2 separate regions of the Mus musculus genome follow, and region 1 is linked to region 2. The links are chromatin contacts, found by Hi-C or POLR2A ChIA-PET in ENCODE. All regions are on one chromosome and are shown on one strand. Each heading gives the region's core, a stretch centred on a gene start or an enhancer-like site at or near the end of the contact. The rest is flanking DNA. Distances are from core to core; before and after follow the strand shown.

What was found. Hi-C counts contacts between places; a loop is a spot of excess contacts on that map. ChIA-PET counts read pairs that join two places held with the same protein, here RNA polymerase II (POLR2A).
Region 1: a loop to region 2 is called in a map of v-Abl transformed pro-B cells, with 2.4 times the contacts of the local background. The contact joins the enhancer-like site here to the promoter of Slc43a2 in region 2. A Hi-C loop is called at or near these places in 1 of 37 maps with a recorded cell type or tissue (v-Abl transformed pro-B cells). POLR2A ChIA-PET finds 5 or more read pairs at or near these places in 1 of 5 experiments (Patski).

What each region holds. Positions count from the first base shown.
Region 1 is chr11:75,397,699-75,405,315 of GRCm38, reverse strand. Smyd4 (SET and MYND domain containing 4) reads right to left here. Exons shown (of 11, transcript NM_001102611.1): 6 at 5,533-5,715; 7 at 4,871-5,034; 8 at 3,066-3,198; 9 at 2,091-2,207; 10 at 1,776-1,899; 11 at 1-550. The coding sequence ends at 397. Among named protein-coding and RNA genes, the nearest start is that of Serpinf1, 21 kb to the left of the region's middle. Within about 2 kb of position 4,976, at least 2 of the 3 ENCODE cell types and tissues checked have a DNase peak (open chromatin) inside an H3K27ac peak, as active enhancers do.
Region 2 is chr11:75,527,859-75,535,066 of GRCm38, reverse strand. It overlaps Slc43a2 (solute carrier family 43, member 2), which reads right to left and starts at 2,955. Exons shown (of 14, transcript NM_001199283.1): 1 at 2,653-2,955; 2 at 2,279-2,479. The coding sequence starts at 2,438.

The sequences.
Region 1 (7,617 bases), core at 3,727-6,226, 130 kb after region 2:
GTTTTTCAAGACAGGGTTTCTCTGTAGCCCTGGCTGTCCTAGAACTCACTTTGTAGACCAGGCTGGCCTTGAACTCAGAAATCCGCCTGCCTCCCGAGTGCTGGGATTAAAGGCGTGTGCCACCAAGCCCGGCTGCAGTGACAACCCTTTAAAGCAGCCTTTAGATACTGGATTTAGTCTTTTCTGGGCATGGGGTTTCCATCAGAGGGCAGTTAGCTCTTGCAAGCAGCAGCCAGCATGGCAGGTGAGTGTCTCAATCTGTTTTCAAGTGCTCTCTGTGCCAGACACTAGGCTCAGGTCAGGTGGGAAGGTCCCGTCCTCTCTGATGAGAGCTCCAAGCCAACAGAACATCTCAGTCATCACCAGAGCTCCTTCTTGAGGGTGAGGATGATTGCTCTACACCAAGGGCCCCACAGGGACGAATGACGAGTCCAGTAAGCAGGACCTCATTTCCCGGAGCTCCCGGACCTCCTCACTCTCAGGGCCACAGTGCACCAACAGGATCCTTTCTGCCTTCCAGATGGCACTCAGAGCTTCAGGCACTGCCAACCTGAAGCCAGAAAGGGAAGCTTGTCAGTTCCCTTCCTTAGTCTCAACGAAAGTGGACTCCTTTCTGTGCAGAGAACACAAAGTCGGGTCCACTGCATCCCCCAGGGTCTTACAGGGGGCACAAAGGGTCTGAGTTCCTCTGCCCTCAGGGTCTTACCATCTGAAAGTATAGATAAGAGACATTCACGGGCATACTGCAAAGCAGATTTGAGAAAACTGTGTATGTTTGTGATAGACTCTGGGATCCTGACAAAATTGGGCAAATTCAAAACCTTAACCAGCATTTATAAAAGCTTATCCAGAGCTGCTCACTGTGGAATGCTCGTGTCTAACCCGACTGATGCCCTCTCTCTGATATTGCCCTCGTCTATCAGGTCCTTCGCTCTCTCTGACCAAACATACTGTTTCCATGTCCGAGTATCAGGTCTATGTTTCAAACCCTTTTTCTTACCAATGTATACCATGAGATTTGATCAAGGCTGGAGGTATGGCAGCCACAAAAAATACTAAATTGGGGCTAGACTTCCCTTCAAGTGACCTCAGTGGCACACTGGGTGAGGGACCAGCTCATTAGGGTTACTCTTCCTTGTATTCTATTTTTTGTGCAGAGCTAGGGACAGAACCAGGGCCTTGTGCATGCCACCAAGGGTGCTTCCAACTGAGTGGTTCCCTCAGCTTCCTTTTTTAATCTCCAAAGCAGGGATTCTCAGCCTTCACATAGCTAACTTGGGTCTCTCCACTGTGGAGGCGGTCCTGTGCACTGTAGGTTTAGCCTTTACTAGATGCTGGCAGCCATAACAATCAAAACTGTCTCTAAACACTGCCAAATGCCATTTGCAATCCCTTCTAGTTGAAAACCACTGCTTTAAAAGGAATAAGAGGCAAACCAGGGAAAGGGCCGAGCCCTGGAGTTGAGAGAGCAGGGACTGAGGCAGCCAAGGGAGGTGTGATTAAGCAGACAGGAATGCTAGAGGCGGGTGAGGCTGCCTCCAAATCCTCCCTGGGAAGCTCCATGCAGACCTAATGGCTTTCTCCACATCCTCAGGAAGGAATTCAAAGCTTAAAGTCTATCAGTGAAGCAGAGGGCAAATATCTGTCCTAAAGAGGAAATAAAAGAGTTTCAACATGCTTTAAAGCACTGTAGCAAAAAGCCATACACAGAAGCACCTAGGAAAACACAGAGCACTGTGTGCCCTGGCCAAACACTAGGAAAAAGAAAGGCCTACCCATTGAATAGGACTTGGGCCAGTTTGAAGAGCTCATGGCCAATTTCAACACTGGATGGCCCATGGCGAGTTTCAACCACCTGGAGACTCTTCTGTACATGGGCAGCAGACTTTAGCCAGTTCCCTGTGAGAAGAGAAATGTCTCATTCCGGAAAAGAAACACCATTAGCCTAAGGCTCTGGGGGCAAGGAATGCAGAATGGGAGGGAGAAGAGCGTCAATTCAGATGGCAAGAGAGAACCAAACAGACAAGGCAAGGGCCGCACTGAACACACGGCAGGGAAGGAGAACTCCGGCTATACCTAAGGTAGCATACCTAAGGTAGCATGGGCCTGGGCCAGGCCATCTTCAATTTCCCCCAGTACGGTGTGCTCTGCTGACAAGAAGCTCTCAGCAGCCTCCCGGCACCGCAACAACTGCTGAATGGCTTGCTCTATGGATTCAAAGGAAAAATGCCTCACAACAGATACAGATCTAGTCCTGGACACGAGAGACCACGTTGCAAGGTCTCTATCGGTTAGGTCAAAGTGAAAATGCCTCTTTATCTCACGGAGTCAACAGCCGGGCATTCCAGGGAAGCTGTTGGTTGCTTATGTTTTCTCTTTCAGTAAAAGAGGTGTTAGATGAGGCTTCCTCACATTTACCCTGGGCTTCTAACATCCATTTTCCAACCAACATTTAACAACCAACTCTACATTCCTCCTGTAATCATTAGTTTTCTTGACTCTAGGCTAAAGGTCAACTTCAGAATCTAGGCTAGAATAGTCAAAACAGATTCCTACCATGTCAGGGTCTAACATCGAGTTCTGCAAATCCCTTTCTGAAAAGAGAGGAGTCCTTTCTTTCTCTCAGCTCTCAGCTCAGGCTAGCTACCGAGCTCTACTCCTGAGTCACACCACGAGCCCAGGCAGCACTCAGGACTTGCTGCTGCTGCTGAGGGCAGAGCAACCTTCTCGGAGCTTAGGTCCTTAAGCTGGGAATCAGATGATGGCATTGGACCTCTGGAGCCACACAAAGCCCATGGAAGTCAGACAGCCTTTCTGGTGCTCGAGCTGCTAGAACTATCTGGCGCAGCAGACACAGCTTAAACCATCAGGAAGACTTTCAAGGGCACCAGAGTAACAGCTGGTCACAGTCTGGTCTCACTGGCCTACATAGCCATCTTGTGGCTGGTGCTGGGATAATTAAATTCAAGTCCTCAGTCATTTATTGAGGACTGCTCAGTAAGGCAAGGTGATACCAAAATAAACAAGGGAAGGGCTGAGGCCTAGGGCGAGGGAGCCAATCTCACCTGGTTTACCGGTTCGGAGAAGCTTCTGGGCCATGCAGACCTGTTGCTGAAGGTCCTGCAGGCGAGAGACTAGCTGGTCCCTGCTGACAGAGTTTGTGCAAGATTCGTTGCTACAGCTCAGCACATCATTTCCCTGTGGAAGTCAGTTCTATTTTTATTCCTAAGCGAGAACAGTTATCAATACTGCATATTGCATGTACTTGAGCTAAGGAGTCACTGACCTGATGAGGAAGAGACTTCTTCAATAACACACGCAAACAAGGCCTGAGTGAATTCTGATAGCAATTCTAATGAAAGAAGCAGCTAATCCCACTCTGAGGTTTAATTTTTGAACAGAATTGATAAGCGTTTGTAATCCTTTTCACCTTAGCAGCCCCTCTCATCTCCTTTTGGGACCAGGACTTTAGATGATAAACACACGTATAATGGCTATTTTAAAACGCCATAGGAAAACCAATATAGAAAGCTGGATGGGTGGTGGTAGTGTACAGCAGCACTCTGGAGGCAGAGGCAGGCAGATCTCAGTGAATTTGAGGGTAGCCTGGTCTACAGAGTGAGTTCCAGGACAGCCAGGGCTACACAGAGAAACCCTGTCTCAAAAACAGACAAATAAACAAACACAGAACTCTGGATGTGGTGACACATTGCAGTAAAGTGGCACTTGGAAACTAAAGGCAGTAGGATGGCAATTCTGAGGCCAGTCAGCTTTAGAATAAATTCTAGATCAACCCTGCAGGAAGAGAGGAAGAAGCAGAAGAGAGATATGGCTCAAAGGATAATCATCTTACTAGGAATCTATCAGGGAAAGCCAGGTATAGGCCTGTAAATATCACTGCATTTGAGAAGCTGGGACACGAGGATCTCAAGTTTGAGGCCAGCCTGGGCTCTGAAGTGAACTCTAGGTTATCTGGGGATACAGAGTAGAAGGAAGACTGTCTCAAGAGTGAGCAGGATCGAGGGAGCACTAATGCACAGGGCGCTTAGGCCCAGCATGGTGGCACACCTGGGAGAGGTAGCAGAGGGCAGGAGCCAAGGCTACACAGAGAGACGCTGCCTAAAACACAAAACAAAACAAAACATGCTGGGGAAGGCTTCATTCTTGACCCTTGGCTTTACAATTTTCAACACAGCCAATTCCATTTACTTATTTCTAATGAGAATGCCATGCTCTGGTGTGGAGACCATTTTGCATTGGGGCATGAATGTTGAAGACTCCAGTGTCTACACCATTACCTGGCAGTAGCACCCAAGGGTCTGCTCTCATGCTCTCCACTGTGGCTCTTCCCTCTGGGTCAAAGGCTGAGGGAAAACTATGTGGGTCGGATTTTCCCACAGTTACTACAGAGTGTGTCTGATGAGGCCAGCACAGAGAGATGGAATTGAACAGACAGAAAATCCACAATCTGGGTCCCCAGATTAAACCATCTCTGAAATAGCTCCTTGGAATGGTGATCTCTTAGATGGGGTGTCACTTGAGACTGGCCTCCGACTTGAGATCCTTCTTCCTCAGCCTCCTGAGTGCTAGGGTTACCAGTACCCAAGTGCTAGGCCTGATGCACAACTTTTGATGACTTATTTGAGCAAGTAAATTTCTAGGGCTTTTTTTTTTTTTTTTTTTTTGGTCCCTTTGTGTAATTTAAGATTTTGTGTCACTTATAGGGAAAATATTAGGAAATACAACCTGTGTTTTCTGCAGGACCGGGCGACATGTAGGGAGGAGTTACAAGAAGGGAAGCAGGAATGGTTCTCCTGGCGACTGACAACCTTTAGCTGGAGCCCTGCCCCTGGGAACAGCAGAGATTTACCTGCATGAGCGCTCTGCAAGTCTTACAACAGAAGGCTTCCCATCTGGGAGCTGCAGCTGCTCTCAGTGTCTCAGCGTGACAGGCCCCACAGCGGCAGTCAAAGAAGTACTGAGAACTCAGCCTCTGCTGCCTCTCAGCAACGCCCATCCGGCTCTCGTGAGGCCCTGGAGAGAGATTACCCACAGTTCCTAGTCACACCAAGAGAGTCAATGCCTACTCTACCGAGGGGCTGGCCTAGTCATCACGTGACTGGCATGGTGGTGCTGGGTTGGGGTCCTGGCTCAGTGATAGACACTAGCCTAGCCTATATGAGGTTGGGTACTCTGCCCTATCATCTCAGAAAAAACAACAAAACACGGGTGAAAGTGGATACGTTTCCAAGCTGCTGGGGCAGGAAGAAAGAAGCCAAGAAAGTGCTCCTCGCTCATTTTCAGGATAGGCTGTCTACAAGGCATGGAGGGATATGGCTCACTGCCCTCAACGGGCTTTTTTATTACAGCCAGAAGACCTTTTTTATTGGCCCAAGGATGCATTGCCCTTTCCAGGAAAGACTCAGAGGATGAGTAGAGGCACTGGGCCCATATCTGCTGATTCCTGTCCCCTTATCCTTTTCATGTGAGGTGTGAGGCACAGCAGGGTAGTGGAAAGAAAGGCTGGCTCACCATAGCAGTGCAGAATCTCCTGTCCTTTTGCGATCCTCTGTGCTGCCCGGACGGTGGCGACAGTGCCAGTGAAGGACACACTGGTGTTGGGCCTGCAGGAGTGGTTCAGGAGGCTGACAACAGGGAAGATGCCTGTGGCAAGGCGTATCTGCCTGCTGTTGGTAATGATGCTCTCGTTAGACCCTGGAAGTGCAAGAACAGAAGGAAATGTGCGTCAGGACATTTGTCCCGTCCTTGTCATCTATTCCCCAGAAGATGAACTGAGCAGCTGGGCCTGAAGCCCATCTGAGTCATGGCTCTGCAGCCGGATCCGACAGAAATCAGATGGAACATGACTCATCGCAAACTCTGGTCCCCAGGAAGCAAAGTGAATGAGCACACACCGAAGCCTAACCATTATGTCTGTGTGCCACTCAAAACCCCAAGACTAGAATTTATAAAAAAAATAATCAAAAAGGGATTACCAGTGGGGTGCTTTCTAGACAGTTTCATAATACTTGTAGGACGCAGAAGCATAGCACTCCTAAGATTATCTCCCCACGATGTTTGAAGTCTAGGTGCTTTGGTTCAACTGCTCTTTGGTTGGCTACTAGAACGAGCATCCTGTCAGTGTAGCTCAGTTTATTTACTTACGCACCTTAAGTGTGTGCAAAACCCCGCAGCCTTCTTCATCCTACCCTTTGTCTAAAATTTTTGGAAACTGCTCTGCAGTCTCAGGTAAGCAAACCGTCTGTCCATGTTTTATTGAAGGTAGTCACTGCTCTGAAATCTCAGAGAAGCAAACTGTCTGTGCATGTTTTATTGAAGGTAGTCTTATGCCTCAGACAACCTCTTTTGTAGTACAGTCAGCTAGCACGACAACTGCAAGGAAGGAAGAAAGGGGCCTCTAGGCAGTGATGCCGGTCTCTATGAACTTCCATTCACACATATGTGAGTTCCTCATACCATGTGCACGGCTATGCTTAGTTAGGTTAGATTTCTGTTGCTATGGCAAAACTCTATTTTAAAAAAAGCAAAGGAAAGGTATGCTGAGGGATGCATGCTTGTAATTCTAACATTTGAGAGGCTGGGAAGAGAGGCTCAGCCTGGGCCATATAACTGATCTTGGCTTAAACAAAACCAAAAAAACCCCCCAAAAAACAGGCAGCAAAAGATGAGTTGGTTAACAAAAGTTAACAGTGGTCAAGGCGCTGGCAAGTGGACCTGGGAGACATGTAAGACCCAAGCTCTAACAGCCTACCTGCTCTTTAAACAAAATGCTAACTGATTTGGTTATGGAGTTTCTCAGGCCAAAGAAGTTCAGAAGCAGAGATCCTCCACGCGGGGAACACACAGCAGGGTTTTCTGGCAGTGGCAGGATAGTGATAGACCAGAGGAGGCAGAAAACAACTGTGTGAAACACAACAGCCTTGGGGCACACAAAAGGCCATCCCCACTCCAGGTTCATCACACACGCAACATTTCATTTAACTAGAGGCTTCTAACTGCATACCTACGAGGTCTTTGTAATAGACAAACATATGCCAGAAATAGGTATGATACATGTAAGATCGGCTACCTAGAAAGGCTTAAATTATGATCACAGCTTCGGTTTAAGCAGGAGGGAAATAATATTTCCAATAATCTGGGTGAAATGTGCAAAACACTGACTCTTAAAGGCAAACGGTTTTGTAAAAAAGTGGGAAACGATCAGACAACTGTGGTGTCACTGTCCGCGTGCCAGGAATCCTAACTAACCGCTTATCAGAAGTAACTAGTCTGGATACAAATGTAATGAACAAAGGAAACACCACGAACCATCATGTGAAAATGTTCGACAAAGGAAAAAATTAAATATAAGAACTATGTTGTCTCTCTGCAGACAATCCTATTATCTGTTGCTATGGGGGACAGGGACAGGGCATGTAAATACAATTCACAGGGAATCCAAATGACTCAATTTTAGTCAATAATTCTACAAACTGCATTAACATCTTTCATCAGAGCTTCTCTAAGTGCTTAGCTGGTTTGAGTGCCTGTCCGCCCCTCCAAAGCCTACCTTCTGGAACATGTGCTAATGAGCACTGAGAACGGTTAAAGGTAGGC
Region 2 (7,208 bases), core at 1,706-4,205:
GGAAGGAAGAAGACAGCGTCTCCCCAGGAAAACAGTTTCCAGCCCCAGGGCGCCCATGCCGTCCGAGAGATTGTATAAAAGTGGACAATCTGATGTCACCAGTGCCATGAGTCAGAAAAAAAGAAAAAGAGAAAAAAAAAAAAAAGAAAAAAGAGAAGAGAAGAGAAGAGAAGAGAAGAGAAGAGAAGAGATAAAATCTGACCTCAGGATGAGGTAGTAAAAGCTTTGCCATAGGCTGATGTTTTTTTTTTTTTTCTTTCTGTTTTTTTAAATCCCCAGTGTATCCTGTAACAAAGGCACAAAAGAGAGCCAACACTCCCACCTGTTCCTTTCAGAGGGGCCTTTAATCTCCTGACATCCCAGAAGCAAAAGAGAAAGCTTGGTCAGGGAACAAGGTCTGACTCTCAGTCTCTCAAGATTTCTTGCTGATGTGGGGAAAGACCTGCCAAGAAACCTTAGGCTATTAGGAAACATTTTTGAGTGCTAAAGGCTAAAGGTTGGTTATAAATGATAGGCTTTCTGCCCTCTCCCAGGTGGCCTTTGGTCTCTCCCTTTCTCCCACCTTTCTCCTCTCCTGCTAAGCTCTGTACACTAAGGATCCTCTGGGCAGATCAGAGAAGGGAAGTGAAGACTAACTGACTCGGGTCCAGGCAGTGGGAGCAGGTCCAAGGCTTTCCCTTCCTGCTAAGAATGAGAGGCTGGGTGAGGCAGTATAGGCTTGTCAGCCCACCACTTAGGAGAATGAGATGGAATTATTACAAATTAAAGGCTAGCCTCAGCTACATAGCAAGATCCTTTGTGAAGAACAAAAGACCAAACAACCTTACAGACAAAAAAATTTTTAGAGCCGGGCAGTGGTGGCGCACACCTTTGATCCTAGAATTTAGGAGGCAGAGACAGGCAGATTTCTGAGTTCGAGGCCAGCCTGGTCTACAGAGTGAGTTCCAGGACAGCCAAGGCTACACAGAGAAACCTTGTCTCAGGGAAAAAAAAATTCTTGAGAGCCCAGCAATAATGGTGCACTTTGATCCCAGGACTCAAGAGGCAGAGGCAGGTAGATCCTTGAGTTTGAAGCAAGTTTGGTCTAGGGGTTGAGTTCCAGGACAGACAGGGCTACACAGAGAAACCCTATTTTGAAAATAAAATAAAATAAATAGCAAGCCCACTTCTTAGAGATGACACTCAGGGCGTGGAACCTCTTGCCACCAAGTCTGTCAACCTGAGTTTGACCTCATAAATTCACATAGTGGAAAAAGAGTGTCAACAACCAAAAGCAGTCCTCTGTCATCGACAGCAGTCCTCTGTCATCGACAGCAGTCCTCTGTCAGTCATCCAGTTCTGTGGCCCCCATAAATGAATAAAAAAATGTAAGAAAAAATTTAAAGTAAAAAAGTAAATGAATAGGACTCTAGAAATAAAAAAGACATGCCAGCAGTGACCTACAGAGTCAAGCCTGGGTACGGGGTGGGGCAGAGACAAGAGACAAAGGCAAGAAGCAGTTCTTACCAAGGATGCCTAAGAAGGGGAGAGGATGGCAGCTGACTCGGCCCCACTGATGACCCTACAGCAACCAGGGTATGAAGACAGGAGTGGCAGAAGGAAGGGTGGGGGTAGTGTGGGCCAGCCTCAGCCTGCCTGCAGTCTGTCCTGGAGAGTCTAAGCATCCTTCTACCACTGTCTCCCTTCCTCTTCCTCCCTACGATGTTTTGAAAGCCACTGAGATGTTCTCACAGTTCAGGAGAGGAAATGGCCTTTGGAGAATCATAAAGCAGCAAAAATAGACAAGAAATTCTATCTTGGCAAGCCTTTAAGGGGACTCCATAATGGCCTGACTTAAAAACATGTAGGTCTAGATGAACCTTCCTTCGGGTGGAGGCGAAGCCACTTCCTCTCTCCTGCTGCACCCCGGCCTATGAGAGTTCCTCTTTCTTACACATGTTTTTTTTTTTTTTTTTTTTTTTGCAAGGCAAGCAATGCTGCAGGCCCTGGAAGACCAGAAGGCCAGCAACGTTCCTGACTGCACGCAGGAGTCTATTAGTCTATTAGTCTACAGCTTGGGCAAATGGAAGACTTGTCCCAGCCTCAGTTTCTCCATCCACAAACAGGGACGATGATAATGATACGCACCCAGAGAGCTGGATGAGGATCAAATGGGCTTTTTGGCACTTAGAGGCGCTGTGCAGCAAGCAGGCATAGCTGGCTTACATCTTCACCACCAACCGCCCTCTCCCAAAGACCCACTCCAGAAACCTGCCCCCGACCGAGGCGCCCATCTCACCTGGCTTCGTACACAGGTAGGAGTAAAAGCCCTCGGACTTGAGCATGATGAGCAGCGAACCCCAGCCCAGGAGGACTGCGGAGAAAAGGAGGTTTTCCAACACAGCGGTGCAGGCCATCCACCAGCGGCGCCGATGGGCAGTGGCCAGGGTGGGCGCCATGGTGCGGTGTGGCGGTGGTCGGGCTCCGGTTCTGCAGACACCTGCGCGCAGACCTCAGCTTCAGCGGTGGCTCTACCCAACCCGTGTAGCCGCTGGCGCACAGCCTGTCAGTCCCTTGCAGCCCAGGCTATAGGTGCCCGCCGCAAAAGAAAAGAACCCTAGCCCTGTCAGGGACCTGGGCCACCCCGTACCCGCAGCTACCTGGTAACGCTACCTTAGGCCACAGTGGAGCCCCGCTGGCCAAGAGGAAAGGCTTCTCCCTTAGTTCACTCGGAGGTAAACTGAGGCATGGCAGCTGGAAAAGGGCTAATTATGCTCAAGGACGTGGAGCGGGTCCTGATCCCAAGCAAGACTGAACAGCCACTTTGGGGGCCGGAAAGGGAGGCAGCTCGTAGTAAGGTCACCTGAGCAGAGGCTCACCTGAGAGCTGCCACTCCCAGGGACCCTGACAGGCTCCCGCCCGCCCGCACTCGAGACCCTTCCTTAGTGCTTGTTCCTTCAACCACAAAATCAGCACAGGGAGCCCCGAAACGGCCCGCCCACGGCGCTTTCATTGGCGGGACCGCACAGGAACTGCCGCGCCATTGGTTAGTGTTTAGGTCGCTAGGCGCTACCGCCACGCGAACCCCGCATGGGAGAGGCGAAGCCGGTTCAAACCGGCGGCGCGAGCCAACCGCGCGACCCCCGTGTCGGGCTGTTACCCCGGCGATTAGCCCGTTTCCATAGAAGCGGATCCCGTCCCTCTGTCCTCCTGGCCTTTTTCGTTACGTCTCCCTCCCGGTGTCGTCCCTCTGACAAGTATGCACCTTCCCTCCAACCCCTGCCTGCGAGCGGCTTCAGGTTCTCGCACCCTCGTCTGAGACCCGGATCCTGGGAGTCCAGCTCACCCGGCTCCTACCAGTGTGTATCGGGCCCGCCCGGCGCCTTTTCTGTCCCCTTTATTTCCAGCCCTTTTATTCCTATCCTAAGATGAAAAACACTGCCGCCCGTTGATTGGCTGAGTGGGGCTGGAAACAGGCGTCGGCCAATCAGCAGCTACCCACCCGCCCCCCGGCGAGCAGAAGCCGGTTCCGGCCGGACTTGGAGACAAACAAGAGGAATGGGGGGGCTGGGGGGCGGCTCGGGCAGGCCCAGCTCTACCCAGTTAAACTGGAGTGCCCCTCGACCCGGTGACCGCCGCGGGCATCGCCCCACGCCCTTCTCGTTGCCCTCTTCCTTGTCAAGTTCATGGGTCAGCGTTTCAGGGAGTCTTGGTCCACAGCGAGCTGGGCTCCAAGCACCGTGCGGTTCGGCCCGCAGTATAGACCACCGTTCTCGCCCGGAGAGAACCAGGGCCGGATGCTCCAACTCCGCAGGCCATTACCGCCCTTTTGTGCTGTTTCCCGGCCTGCTCCTTGGGCTTTGTGTCCGGGCTCCTCGCTGCCTAGCCCCCGTTGTCCTATCCAGGCGCTGTCTACGGGTATCAGAACACCCCGACCCAGGTCGTGGCATAATTACCGCATCCCTGCTAGATCTCCCGACTCACCGGGTCCTTGCCTGGAATCAGGTGCCTCCTGCCTGGTCTTTAATCGGTGTCCCTTAAGGGTCTGTAGTCAGGATTTTGGACTAAGAGCCCCTGGTCCTCCAGTTGTCGCCATCCCCATCCCGCGCCCTCTTTTCTCGGTGCCTTCAGAGACCGGTCAGTGTTCAGGCCGGTCACCTTGGCATGCCCTGCCCTCCCACTTTCCCAAACGACTCTTTCATGTGGCTGGCACACTTTCTCGTCCACCCTTCTTCATGCTGTGAGCAATCCCGAGCACCTAGTTAGTCTAAGTCTGACTTTGGAGAGCGCGATAGATCACTAGGGGTCCAAAGAGCTCCGTCCTTTCTGTATCATCAGCGGAGCTGCGCTGCTCTGAGGACCTGCTTGGACGTGGAATGGAGCCTCAGCACGAAAGATTTGGCTGTCCGTCCGAGTCTCCCTGACGAGAGGCACTAACCTCCCCTCAGAAAACACTCGGTATCCCTCAGATTCTCCACACTTCAAGAGCCGGCTTGCTTTAGAGCTAAGGGTGTCCCCAGCAGCCTGACTCAGCTTCCCTCAGCTCGAGTGCGCCCCCTGGTGCCCAGAACCTTCGCCAGCCATTCTGCTAGTGCATGCTCTCCCAGACTTGGTCTAGGCTTGCTGGTGGGTTTGGGGGCCTGATGACCTACTGTGCAGAAATCTCATAAGCTCCAAATTGGACCTACTATCTGCCAATAGATTAAGCCCTTCAATCCTTTTCCTAAGCAATCTGCTTGAGGACCTTCTCCAGACATATATCTAAAATGTTCCCTCCCCCTCTTCAAATAAATAGTGCCCCCTTCTCCCTCAGATTGTGTGTGTCTGTGTGTGTGTCTGGGGAAGTGTTGAGACAGGATCTCACTATGTAGCTCTGGCCATCCTGGAACTGGCTATGTAATCCAGGCTGCCCTCTGCCGCCTCGTGCTAGGGGGCTCAAAGGCACCCTACTGAGCTACTAACATGTAATGATGTTAGACACTGTGAACTAAACATTTAACACAATAGTTAATGTTATCTACTGTGAGCCTTGCCCCTCCCCTGCCCCCACTGCACCAGGATAACCTGGTGTCCTGTTTATCTTATCTGCCCATTTCTGTCCCTGGGACACAACTACTCATCCATCAATCTCTGCATCACATATCTACCCCGCAGTGAATTGTGGGAAATGTAAACCTGACCTTGATAAACCTGACCTATTGCTAGATCCCGCAGAAACTCTTTACCTTGTTCTTCAAGATAAAGTTCAAGTTCCCCAACTGACTGGACCATGCTGCTTCCTCCTCCCCATTTCCCACTGGATGCTCCCCTCTGGGGAACTGCTGTGGCTCTGGCTTTGTGCTGCTCTCGCTAGTGACCCTCCCTTGGGCAGCACCTCCTCTGGGAAGCCTTCCCTGGCCACTCTCTATATTGCCTTTTGCTTTCTTTGTCTGCTGACCGTAATGCCTTATAATCTGTATCCCCATTTCCCGCTGGCTCTGAATTTCTTGGGGGCAGGCATGCCTCAGTCCTAGGTGCCCAATATGAGTCCTGGAAGGAAAACACATGAGCAAGTGAAAAGCACCAGGTTCAAGGACAGAAGATCGCAGGGTGCTGGATAGGATCAATAATAACTGCCTTTACTGATGGCTGAACTTGCACTGGGTGCTTTTACACTGCATGCTACTACTCCATCCCTACAACTGCCCTGGATACAGCCGTTATCCTTACATTCCAGATGAAAAACTGAGGGGCTAGGTGGCTTGTTCAAATGAAACAAGAAGTCCTTGAGTCCTGTTGAGATGAAACTACCACTCCTTCTCCTCTTCCTTCTCATTCTTCTTTTTTTAAAGATTTATTTATTATATGTAAGTACACTGAAGCTGTCTTTAGACACTCCAGAAGAGGGCATCAGACCCCATTACAGATGGTTGTGAGCCACCATGTGGTTGCTGGGAATTGAACTCAGGACCTCTGGAAGAGCAGCCAGTGCTCTTAACCGCTGAGCCATCTCTCCAGCCCTTATTTATTTATTTTCCTTCTCGATCCGGCCCCGCTAGCTCAGCCTTTATTCTTCTTCTTTTTAAATTGAGAGTGCCCAGGCTAGACTTCCAGGACTTTTGGCAAGTCTTAAAGAAATAAGTCAGGAAGACAGCCTTGCCACATGAAAACAACACAAGGCTCAATAGGCCATCAGAAGAGAGGCCAGGAAAAGTGTAAGAAGCACACATATATGTATGTATGTATACACATACATATATGTATGTGTGTACCGCACACAAAAAGTAAAGAAAGCCAGTCAGATTGAGGAGAGCAGAGAAGGATGACTGCTGCCCCATTTGAAATTGTGAGTCCAAGCCAGGCGTGATGGCGCACATTTAATCTCAGCACCAAGGAGGAAGAGACAGGCACATAGCCCAGTCTACACAGAGTTCCTGGCTAGTGCCAACCTGGGTTATCCAGTGAGACCCTGGTCTTTTTTTGGCTAATTTGGTCTTTTTTTTTCTTTTTCTTTCTTTCTTTTTTTTTTTTTTTAAAGGCAGGGTTTCTCTGTGTAGACCGGGCTGTCCTGAAACTCACTCTTTAGGTTTTTTGTTTGTTTGTTTTGTTTTTTTAAAGATTTATTTATTATGTCGAAGTACACTGTAGCTGTCTTCCGATGTACCAGAAGAGGGTGTCAGATATCATTACAGATGGTTGTGAGCCACCATGTGGTTGCTGGGACTTGAACTCAGGACCTTCGGAAAAGTAGTTGATGCTCTTAACCACTGAGCCATCTCTCCAGCCCGAAACTCACTCTTTAGAACAGGCTTGCCTCCAACTCAGAGACTATCTCTGCTTTCCAAGTGCTGGGATTAAAGGCATGGGCCACCATCACCCAGCTGACACCCAGGTTTTTGTTTTGTTTCATTTTGTTTTTAAAGAAAGATTGTAAGCCAGGTCACACCTATAATCCCAACACTCAGGGGAACAGGAACAAGTGGATTGCCTTGTGTTTCAGGGCTGCCTAGGATATGTACTGAGATCCAGGTCAGCCTGAGCAACAGAACAAGACTATTTCAAAAACAGAAAGAATTTAATAATCACTTCAAAGGTCTGAAAAGAACCCCACCTTAGAATGTAGAATGAACATAGTACAACGATATCTTTTTATCTTTTTTTTTTTTTTTTGGACAGGGTTTCTCTATGTAGCCCTGGCTGTCCTGGAACTCACTCTGTAGACCAGGCTGGCCTCAAACTCAGAAATCCTC